Linked DNA regions of Homo sapiens: region 1 is linked to region 2. Evidence: chromatin contacts called from ENCODE Hi-C or POLR2A ChIA-PET data. All regions are on one chromosome and are shown on one strand. Each heading gives the region's core, a stretch centred on a gene start or an enhancer-like site at or near the end of the contact. The rest is flanking DNA. Distances are from core to core; before and after follow the strand shown.

Region 1 (5,825 bases), core at 1-2,500, 1.0 Mb after region 2:
TTAAGGGCTGCAGACTCTTCAGATCCAGTTAAATCCCTGGTGTTTGAGCTGTGTGGGAGCTGTGGTTGCTTGCTTCCTGGCTTTGCCTGAGGTCCTGCCGCAAACCCTGCAGCAGCTGGTTTAGGAGTGTAAGGTGGCTGTCTCTGCGAGGCAGAGGCAGGGGTGGGAGGCAATTCCCTTTATACTCGATCACTGCCATCTTGGCCCGATCCAAACTCCGATTTGGGATCTGCAGCATTCTTGTGTAGCCCCCAGTTTGATCTTTGTACCGAGGGGCCAGTACTTGAAACAGCTTTGGGATCAAATCCTTCTCCTAGAGGGAGAATTATCCAAGAGACAGCAGAGTCAGGCAAAACTGCAGAGGCATTTAACTTTACACCATTCCCAAAGGTAAGGTCCATCCACACATAGAAAGACCTCCCCCTCCCCTCGCCAATCTGGCATAGTCAGTGTTACACAAAGGGGTCGTTTATAGGCAGTTGTGCAGAGGTATATTCACATCGACTTCAACTAACTTAAGACACAGTTTCTAATTTAGTTAGCAGCACTGGCCCATAAGTGAGTACCCAAGTTTAATTCTGCATAGTTCTCCTTTTTCCAACCCCCACCCCCAGGGAGCAAAGGGTGGGATTTTGAAGGCAGATAGGTCGCACTCACTGTGAGCCAGAAGTCAGCCATGCGCATGGCTCGTTCGTTAGTGTCTCCCAGCTTCCCATAGTCGATGAGCTGTGAGGACATAACATCACGGATCCAACCGAGCAAGAAAACAAGGTGCCAATCTAATTTCTCTAATGCCGGAAGGCAATCCATTCTTTCCACTAGCCAAGCATCTCCAATCTACGCCACCCCTAACTCCGCAGCCCTAACCAGTCTTCCATTAGAGGCGATGGAGGGGCGGGTTCAGCCCAAGGTTCTGGGGGACTCAGACTTGGGGAATGGTTTACCAGGTTGGTCCCGGTCCCTTTCCACTTGCAGCCGGCTCCGCCCCCTCAGACCAGACCCGCAGAGTGGACAAGAGGGCCGCGCTCCTCACCTTCTCCGCGTAGCCCCTCATTTCGTCCACACGCGCCCATGGTGCCTCGATGCGTTCGTGCCGCACCAGCCCTGTGAGCAAGTTCCGCAACAGATGGATGCGGGACTCGGGACCGAGGCCCATACGGCGAAATACGCGGCCATGGGAGATCGCTGCAGCGACCGACAGCCGCATGTTTCCAACTTCTGCCCGCCCCTTGGAGGCCGGAACTGGAAACTGGAAGGTAGAGCCGGTGGCGGCAATTTCAGGGAACGCATGCGCCTTAGCTCGGAGCGTGGTGAACGTGTTTGCGCATGCGCATCAGAGCCTGCCTCGTTGGCAATCTCGGGAAGGGCGGAGAAACGGTGTTGAGCTTTTCCAGAGGCGGCGAGCTGGGCGGGCTTCAGGCATCCAGAGCGCTCTGTGGCGGCCGAAGAACCAGGCGCCCCCTAGTGTGGGATAAGCGGGCCATCGGGTTTTTTTTGGGGCTGCGTCAGCCAGTGGCATTTAGGGCGATGGGGCGCTCCGCCGCGGAGACTCCTGGGAAAGAGAGCGTCTGAAGAGAAAGGCACCCGGAGGGTTCGGGGTCCTGCGGGCTGACGGCCCTACCGGGTCCAGCAGTGGCCAGCTGGCCTGGTTGACACCTGTACGCATTGTTTTTAACACAGTGATTTTCAGTAGTAATGGTGAGATGGATAATAACGATGCCCGGAAAAGAAACGCAGATAGTGAAATTTTTCTTTTATTGAAGTAATCACTCCAGTTAAAAAAATTACAGCACTAAAGGGAAAAGTAGTAGATTGTTTTTAATTACACCAGTGTGTCTTTTTAAGGGGAAAAAACATACCTACACATTTATGTGTTAATGAACAATAATATTATAGTTTGTTTTTGAGCCTTAACATCTGCAAATTGGCAATGACTGTCAAAATTATTCCTTGTTATGGGTTGAATTGTGTCTTCCCCATGATTCTTCCCGTCCCCAAAAAGCTATGTTAAGTCCTAACCTGCAGTAACTCAGAATGTGACCTTATGTGGAAATAGGGTCATTGCAGATGTCATTTGTTAAGATGAAGTCATGCAGGCATAGGTGGGCGCCTAATCCAAAATGCCTAGTGTCTAGCTAGCTAGATAGATAGACACATATATACGTACATACATATATGCAGGCCGGGCACGGTGGCTCACTCCTGTAATTCCAGCACTTTGGGAGGCCGAGGCGGGCGGATCACCTGAGGTCAGGAATTCGAGACCAGCCTGGCCAACATGGCGAAACCCCGTCTCTACTAAAAACACAAAAATTAGCCGGGCGTGGTGGCTCATGCCTGTAATTCTAGCTACTCGGGAGGCTGAGGCAGGAGAATAGCTTGAACCCGGGAGGTGGAGGTTGCAGTGAGCTGAGATCGGGCACTGCACTCTAGACTGGGCGACAGAGTGAGGCTCTATCTCAAAAAAAAAAAAAAAAAAAATGCGCATGAAGAGAGAGAGATGGACACAGGGTGATGCTGACCAGGTAAAGACAGAGACATACAGGCAGAAAGCCATGTGACCTTGAAAGCAGAGATTATGGAGTCAAGCAGTTGCAAATCAATGAATGAACACCAAGGATTGCTGGAGCACACCTGAAGCCAAGGGAAAGGTATAAAACGCATTCTTTTTCAGATCTGTCAGAGAGCATGACCCTGCTGCTAACACATCGCTTTCTTACTTCTAGCCTCCAGAGCCACAAAACAATAAATTTCTGTTGTTTTAAGTTCCACAGTTTGTGATAGTTTGTTACAGCAGTCTTAGGAAATGAATTCACTCCTCTTTACATGTACATATTCAGTAGACGTATAGATTTGTCACTTTGTCAGCTTATAGGTGACCAAAGAACACTTCTTTGCTAATTTTAATTTTGAAAAGTTTCTTTAATATGAAGGAACAAATATGCAAATAGGAAAAGTCATGAACATATAAATACATTGACAGATTTATACAAATCACACTTCACAATTAAAGAAATTTACAATAAATTACAGAAATTACAATTACCATTCATGTTTTGTTTCTTTGGGAGCAATTCTTGTAGTTTTCAATTGTCTTTGCAGTTGAAAAATTTCACTAAGATGTTTTCACCAGGATATATATATATTTTTTTGAGACGGAGTTTCTTTCTTGTTGCCCAGGCTGGAGTGCAATGGTGCGGTCTCGGCTCACTGCAACCTCCACCTCCTGGGTTCAAGCGATTCTCATGCCTCAGCCTCACAAGTAACTGGGATTACAGGCGCCCACCACCATGCCTGGCTAATTTTTTTTGTATTTTTAGTAGAGACGGGGTTTCACCATGTTGGCCGGGCTGGTCTCGAACTCCTGACCTCAGGTGATCTGCCCGCCTCAGCCTCCCAAAGTGCTGGGATTACAGGTGTGAGCCACTGTGCCCGGCCCACCAGAAAATTTATCATAAATTTCTATTGGTAAAAACTTGTGAAGAGGTTCTTCTTCAGCAAAAATTAGGTGAAATGAAACATTGATCCATTGTCTTAGAAAATGCTTACACTTGGTAAAAACAATTGTAGCATCAAACACTGTCCTTTTGACTTTTTCTGGCAATACAAGACCGTCATCTCTTGTCTCTTCTGGTAGTCTTCAAAATTTGATTCTTTTTTATATGTCAATTTCCTTACATTTTGTTTTTGCAGCATTACTACTGGCTTTCTCTGCAATTTCTGTGGGCTGATATTAACGGAACAATTTTTTTTTACAGTCCAAGGGTCTTTTATTAGTGGTATTATTTGCACCTATTATGTCATGAATTCATAGGGAATAGGTTCCAGTAGCTCTGGCTCCTCTCCATTGGTTCTCACCAAGTGTGCTTCTCTTGGTGCAGCAGGCTGGCCTGTCAGCTGAATCCAGGTACCTTTCTCTTTGGCTCTCTTCTTTTTCTGATCATTTTCTTTCATGCATTTCAGGAGACTACCTTTTCCCTTAGAGTGTTTAATGTGCTCCATATGCACATTAATTCTTTTGGCAAGAATCTAGCCCTTAACTTTTTTTTTTTTTTTTCCCTACAGCAATGCTAACAGCATGCTGAGTAACATTATAGACTCTTCCAGTTTTTGCCATGGTAACACTTGTGAGGCATTCCTTTTTGAACCATACCCATTCCCTTGATGTCTACAGTATCACCTTTTTTATAGACTCCCATGCATGTGGCCAACTCCATGTTTTCTAAAAGGCCTAGAAAACATACACTGGGTGCCTCTCCTGTTTTCCTTGTGTTGGCCATTTTGGTGAATTACCAGAATATGGAGCTTCCAGCCAAAAGGAAGTTAAAGCAACAATTTAAACCTTGATGTTTTACTGACTGTATGTTGTTCAAGGCTTATTGTGGCTCTTTGCAGATATTTTTGTGTTTGATTAGCCTTCTTTGAAACTTTACATTAATAAAAAAATACTCATAAAAGAAAAGTCCCAGAAAACCAAGGTTGTTTGTTTTAAATCTACTGTTTAAAAGCAGGGATATTTTGTACAACAGGAGTTGGAGTCATGAAATGTACCTGAAGTGAGCCTGAGAGCTAATTAAACTCTTATGAATTTATATCTATAAATATAAATAAAACTCTGGTCTCCTGCACAGCTGGCTCTGTGTGAGTTACTCTTTCTCTATCGCAATTTCCCTGTCTTGTTAAATCGGCTCTGTCTAGGCAGTGGGCAAGGTGAACTCATTGGGTGGTTACAAATCTGGGGGCTTGTCCAGGATTGCCCATGTGGCTACCTGCCCATGGTTTGGTAGTCCCCCTCTGGTGATGGATTCAGATGCCAGCTCAAGCAGCTGCCTAGTTATTTTGGACTGGGGGCTGACTCTGGTATTGTCTCTGCTGAAGGGGCACTGGTGACCCAGTGTGCATGGATTTAATTGCAATAGAGAAATAGTCTTGAGGAGATGTCCTATAACTGTAGCCCTATCACAAGGTGTCTGTCTGTAGCCCAGTCATGGAGTGTCTGTAGCTGTAGCCTCATTACAGTGTGTCTGGATTGGTGAATATCCTAGGCACGGCCAACGCCTCCTTCCTTTTCCCGATTGGTTTGATTCCTTTGGGGAGGGGGTCTTGGTTTTTCTGTTGCCCCATGGTGGGGTGTCGGTCTGTAGCCCCACTGAGGGGCATCTTTCTCAGTTTGGTTCATTTGAGATTCTCGGTTGGCTCTCTCTAATTAGTAGGAAGAGTCTTGGTTTGGGAGACTTCTCAATCAGGAAGATTTTGGGGAGATTTCTCAGACAGAGAACAGGAGGATAGTTTGGAAGGGATACTCTTGGAGTTCTTGGTTAGGGATCTGATTTGGAAGCCCTTCTGTCTGTCTTGTCTTTGTATGTGTTTATATATGTGGAGGGGACCTCAGAAGGACTTGCTGATGAAAGTCCAGCAGGCCTAACTCAGAGAACCCTCCTTATTTGTCTGGTCACATTCGGTGAGTCCCAAAGAAAGCTCAACAGGCCTGGCTCAGGACGACTATCTGCTCTTCGTCTTGCCCAGAGACCACCCATCAAATTACTGGTTGGAGGTCATTCCTCCCCACCTGGAGTGGATCAAAGACAATGGGGACCAATGGGAGAAAGTTTGAGCCTTGCCAGGTCAATACTGGGTGGTGAATGAGATGACTAGTGTCTGTTTTGTTATGTATATTTTGCTTTTACAGGGATGGAAAATGTTAGTTTGTTTCCCCATGCAGCCTCTTGGGCAGCATCTTGCAAAATTGAGAATCTTTTGCTTATGGTTCCATAAGAGAGAAAAGGGTGATTTTCTTTTGTAAAGTGGCTTGACCTCCACAGCTA
Region 2 (5,207 bases), core at 765-3,264:
GCCCCGGGCAGTGAGCGGCTTAGCACCTGGGCCAGCAGCTGCTGTGCTCAATTTCTCGCCGGGCCTTAGCTGCCTCCCCGCGGGGCAGAGCTCAGGACCTGCAGCCCACCATGCCTGAGCCTCCCCACGACCCCTTGGGCTCCTGTGCTGCGCGAGCGTCCCTGACGAGCACCGCCCCCTGCTCCACGGCGCCCAGTCCCATCACCACCCAAGGGCTGAGGAGTGCAGGTGCGTGGCATGGCACAGGACTGGCAGGCAGCTCCACCTGCGGCCCGGTGCAGGATCCACTGCGTGAAGCCAGTGGGGTTCCTGAGTCTGGTGGGGACTTGCAGAACCTTTATGTTTAGCTAAGGGATTGTAAATGCACCAATCAGCACCCTGTGTCTAGCTCAGGGTTTGTGAATGCACCAATCGACACTCTATATCTAGCTACTCTGGTGGGGACTTGGAGAAACTTTATGTCTAGCGAAGGGATTGTAAATACACCAATCGGCACTCTGTATCTAGCTCAAGGTTTGTAAACACACCAATCAGCACCCTGTGTCTAGCTCGGGGTTTGTGAATGCACCAATCGACACTCTGTATCTAGCTACTCTGGTGGGGATGTGGAGAATCTTTGTGTCTACACTCTGTATCTAGCTAATCTAGTGGGGACTGGAGAACTTTTGTGTCTAGCTCAGGGATTGTAAATGCACCAATCAGTGCCCTGTCAAAACAGACCACTCGGCTCTCTGTAAAATGGACCAATCAGGAGGATGTGGGTGGGGCCAGATAAGAGAATAAAAGCAGGCTGCCTGAGCCAGCAGTGGCAACCTGCGCTGGTCCCCTTCCACACTATGGACGCTTTGTTATTTTCCTCTTTGCAATAAATCTTAATACTGCTCACTCTTTGGGTCCACACTGCCTTTATGAGCTGTAACACTCACCGCGAAGGTCTGCAGCTTCCCTCCTGAGCCAGCGAGACCACGAACCCACCAGAAAGAAGAAACTCTGAACACATCCGAACATCAGAAGGAAGAAACTCCGGACATGCCGCCTTTAAGAACTGTAACACTCACTGCAAGCGTCCGCGGCTTCATTCTTGAAGTCAGTGAGACCAAGAACCCACCAATTCCGGACACAGTATGAAGACATGTGTTTATAAACAGAGGTGGCACAACTGGAGTTCCACCCTATAGGCTAACACTCCTTTCTCTCCCCGTACTCAGTTCTTTTAAAGCCAATGCTTTCCACTGTTTTGGGGGAGGGGGCTTTAGAGAAGGAGCTCTCTTACTCTCCACTCCTAGCAAGAAATAAAACCTGCTTGCCTTTTTTCCCATTATCTTTGTAACCAATATGAACTAGGGAAAGAACTCCATTTACAGTGACAATGACAGGACTACAGAACTGGACAGCTGTCACACCATGAAGGCTGATGTCACAGAGCCAGGCCAAGGTGATGAGAACTGACCTGTAGAGTTATGCAGAAACACTACATTAGTAAACTAATAGGCATTAAATCATTAGGATTCCAAGGCCCCTGTCTTTGCCCTTGTTGTTGGGAGAAGACACTGAAAGAGAGAATTCTGGCTCTCTACAGCAAAGTTCAATTAAAAAGTATAGAGTAGGGAGGGGATGGGGAGAGAGTCAGCATGGAAAAATAACCAGCCTTCGGGAAACAAAGCCCTTCACTTTAAAGCTCTCCCTTCTTTCAAATCTGCCTGCCCGCCAGGCGGCTCTGTTCCCCTCAGTCAGCTCTGGCAGCAAGAAGTCTGTGAACTGTGTCTTTTCCCCACCCCCGCACAGCTTTTCAGATAAGTTAAACTCACCAAGGTAAATACAGTTTTGTCCCAAAGACTTCCTACTTCTGCCCTCCACAAAATCACTCAATACACCTTCAGACACCAGTGCAGAAGTGGTGATTCTGGGGAGAAGAGTGAAGACAGGCCAGGGAAGACGTGGTTAGGATTCACTCACCAATCCACGGGCCTGATCTGCACAAAGGAATTTTCCTAGAGGAACCGCAGGAAATTCTTGCTCACACTCAGGGCAGGAAAGTGAAAGATAAACTATGGGCCAATGGCATTTCTCCACGTAGGGCCTGGTGAGTCCCGCCCTCTGAATGAATCAGCCGGGCCGTGTAGCTGTGCTGTTCACAGGAGGAGCCGTGGGAACTAGAGGCATTCCCACTCAATCTCCCTTTTCTCTTGAGTCTCAGGATCTTGTTATCATGCCACTTCTTCTGACATAGTTTCAGATTAACCCAGCCAAGTATTAAAAATTAGAAAAGGTGCCCTTTTTCGAAATTCTTCCAATGTGCTCCTCTTGCTCCTGATCTCACAGCTGAGTTCTGCTTCTGGGTGACAGATATGGCCCAAAGAGAAGGAAGAACAAAGTTAATGATTTTTAGAGAATTGCAGTAGATTTCTGGTCTGGACTTAAAAATCTTATAGGACCTATGAACAGAAAAGGAGCTGCAGGTAGGAGAGATGTCATATTATTAAGACTCCGAAACCCAGAGAGGACAGGATGCTAGAAATTTATCTGGAGAGGGCCGGGCGCGGTGGCTCACGCCTGTAATGCCAGCACTTTGGGAGGCTGAGGCGGGCGGATCACAACGTCAGGAGATCGAGACCATCCTGGCTAACACGGTGAAAACCCATCTCTAATAAAATAAAATAAAATAAAATAAAATAAAAAATTAGCCGGGCATGGTGGCGGGTGCCTGTGGTCCCAGCTATTCCGGAGGCTGAGGCAGCAAAATGGCGTGAACCCGGGAGGCGGAGCTTGCAGTGAGCAGAGATCGCGCCACTGCACTCCAGCCTGGGCGACAGAGTGAGACTCCGTCTCAAAAAAAAAAAAAAAAAAAAAAAAAAAAAGAAGTTTATCTGGAGAGCGATAAAGAAATACCACATTATTTCTTTCAACTATTCACTTTCAAAGAACTCTCCAACTTCCCGCTGTTGTCTTTTCCAAAGTATCTATTGCATCCCTGAGCAGGGCCAGGCCTTCCTCTCTCTTCTCTTCTGGTTACTATGCAAAACTGGTCCAAAAGGCTGAACTGTGGTCCATGTACCATAGCCTCCCTTCTAAGCTTTCCCTTACTGGAACATCTCAGGAAGTCCACACTGGAACTAGGATCATTGGTAGAGAGGAGTATTTAGTTTGAAAATGAAAATGCCTCAGGAGAAGGCAATGGGGAGCACTGCAGTGGGCAGCCTGTTATCACTTAATTCCATCATCAGTAACCTCATACCCCCTCCACACTGTACCCCCGCAGCTTTCTGTTTCATGAAATCAGGTAGGGGGCTTTTGCATTTTGTTCTTTATTGTCTCAGATTTACTAGAATATGGTGTATATAAGGAGTAATATTTAAATAGATATGAAGATATATAGCTATTAATCTAATTTTAATTGAATATCTTGATGTCACATTTCTGTTCTATTCTTGCTGTAAAGATAACTGCTGTGTCACCTAGTTTAATTCAAATATTCTTCTGGCATTAGTAATAATTATGTGGCAGTAATAATTATAGTAATAATTATAATAATTAGTATTATTAATAATTACAATTATTAATAGTTACAATTATAATTAATATTACTAATTGTTATTTAGTAATAATTATGTGGCATTAGTAATAATTATGTAATGATTACATTTGCAGTGGCTCACACCTGTAATCCTCGCACTTCGGGAGACCAAGGCGGGTGGATCACTTGAGGTCAGGAATTTGAGACCAGCCTGACCAACATGGTGAAACCTCATCTCTACGAAAAATACAAAAATTAGCCAGGTGTAATGGCAGATGCCTGTAATCCCAGCTACTCAGGAGGGTGAGGAAGGAGAATTGCGTGAACCCGGGAGGTGGAGGTTGAAGTGAGCCGAGATCATGCCACTGCACTCCAGCCTGGGCAATAGAGTGAGACTCTGTCTCAAAAAAAAAAAAAAAAAAAAAAAAAAAAAAAAAAAAAAAAAGTAATTATGTAAATTTTTAAACAAATTTTAAACGATTTTTTAAAATATCCTCTCTGTTTTCTTCCTAAGTATTATTCAGACTCTAACCATATTTACTCTTATTTTGCTCTTTTTCTTGAAGAGAAAAATGTTAAATATCCATGGACCCAAAGGTAGAGATATTTCATTTGATTCCTTTTCAAGCAGGAAAGCAGGATATATAAGGTTTACAGGCTGGGCGCGGTGGCTCACGCCTGTAATCCCAGCACTTTGGGAGGCCAAGGTGGGTGGATCATGAGGTCAGGAGATTGAGACCATCCTGGCTAACAAGGTGAAACCCCGTCTCTACTAAAAATACAAAAAATTAGCCAGGCGCGGTGGCGGGCGCCTGTAGTCCCAGCTACTCGGGAGGCTGAGGCAGGAGAATGGCGTGAACCCGGGAAGCGGAGCTTGCAGTGAGCCGAGATCGCACCACTGCAGTCCGCAGTCCGGCCTGGGCGACAGAGCGAGACTCCGTCTCAAAAAAAAAAAAAAAAAAAAGGGTTTACAGAGAAAACACAGAGCTCCAACAATAATATATTTTTTCTACAATTTAGAACATAGGTTAGAATATGGAGCCTGCCAACATGCTCTACTCTGGTGATAAACTGTGTGTGGTGCATTCAGTTTTTCTATTGGCCCACGTTTTCTGGTATCTTGTCAGGACCTAATATTACTACTGTTTTCTCTCAGCTGCAATTAATACTTCATGAGATAAATCAGACCAGGATGAAAGTTCACTTCAGATGTTCAAAGCCAGACGAGAATAAAAGGATGGCTATGAGATCTATGGAAGTGCTGAGAAGGGAAGAAATAATGGACAGAGAACAGGTCTCTGGATAAATGAGTTCATTCACTTTGTCCATTGTGGTTGACACTCGGACTCCACTCTGTGCACTCCAGAAAAAACACATTCACTCACTGAGCGCTCACTCCCCTACAAATGTCAACAAGATATTCTATTCAAACATGGAATATACCTAAAATTACATCTCTTGCTTATTTATCTTCAAGAAGAAATAAGAAAATTTCACGCCTGTCTTAGTCAAGGTTCATCATAGCAATAGAACCACTAAACTATGAATTTATTTGGAAAGAAACTTGAGAAATGTCTCAGGTGATTCTGGAGACTGGCAAATCCAAAGTCTGCAAGGTAGGCCAAGAGGCTCTGGATCCAAGAAGGAGTCAACGTTATAGCTCACGCCTGAGGTTTGCCTGCTGGTAATATTC

Evidence for each region. Hi-C counts contacts between places; a loop is a spot of excess contacts on that map. ChIA-PET counts read pairs that join two places held with the same protein, here RNA polymerase II (POLR2A). Pooled maps may share reads with other maps.
Region 1: a loop to region 2 is called in a pooled map, with 9 times the contacts of the local background. The contact joins the promoter of MRPL17 here to the promoter of TRIM5 in region 2. A Hi-C loop is called at or near these places in 1 of 168 maps with a recorded cell type or tissue (ascending aorta), 2 of 37 single-sample maps with no recorded cell type and 15 of 50 pooled maps. POLR2A ChIA-PET finds 5 or more read pairs at or near these places in 2 of 52 experiments (GM10248 and OCI-LY7).

The regions. Positions count from the first base shown.
Region 1 is chr11:6,682,090-6,687,914 of GRCh38, forward strand. MRPL17 (mitochondrial ribosomal protein L17) reads right to left here and starts at 1,251. Exons shown (of 3, transcript NM_022061.4): 1 at 1,034-1,251; 2 at 658-726; 3 at 1-313. The coding sequence starts at 1,207. The coding sequence ends at 29. It also overlaps the pseudogene RPL21P94. RefSeq lists enhancers at 793-1,555, 972-1,411.
Region 2 is chr11:5,683,060-5,688,266 of GRCh38, forward strand. It overlaps TRIM5 (tripartite motif containing 5), which reads right to left and starts at 2,015. Exons shown (of 8, transcript NM_033034.3): 1 at 1,809-2,015. RefSeq lists an enhancer at 1,773-2,022.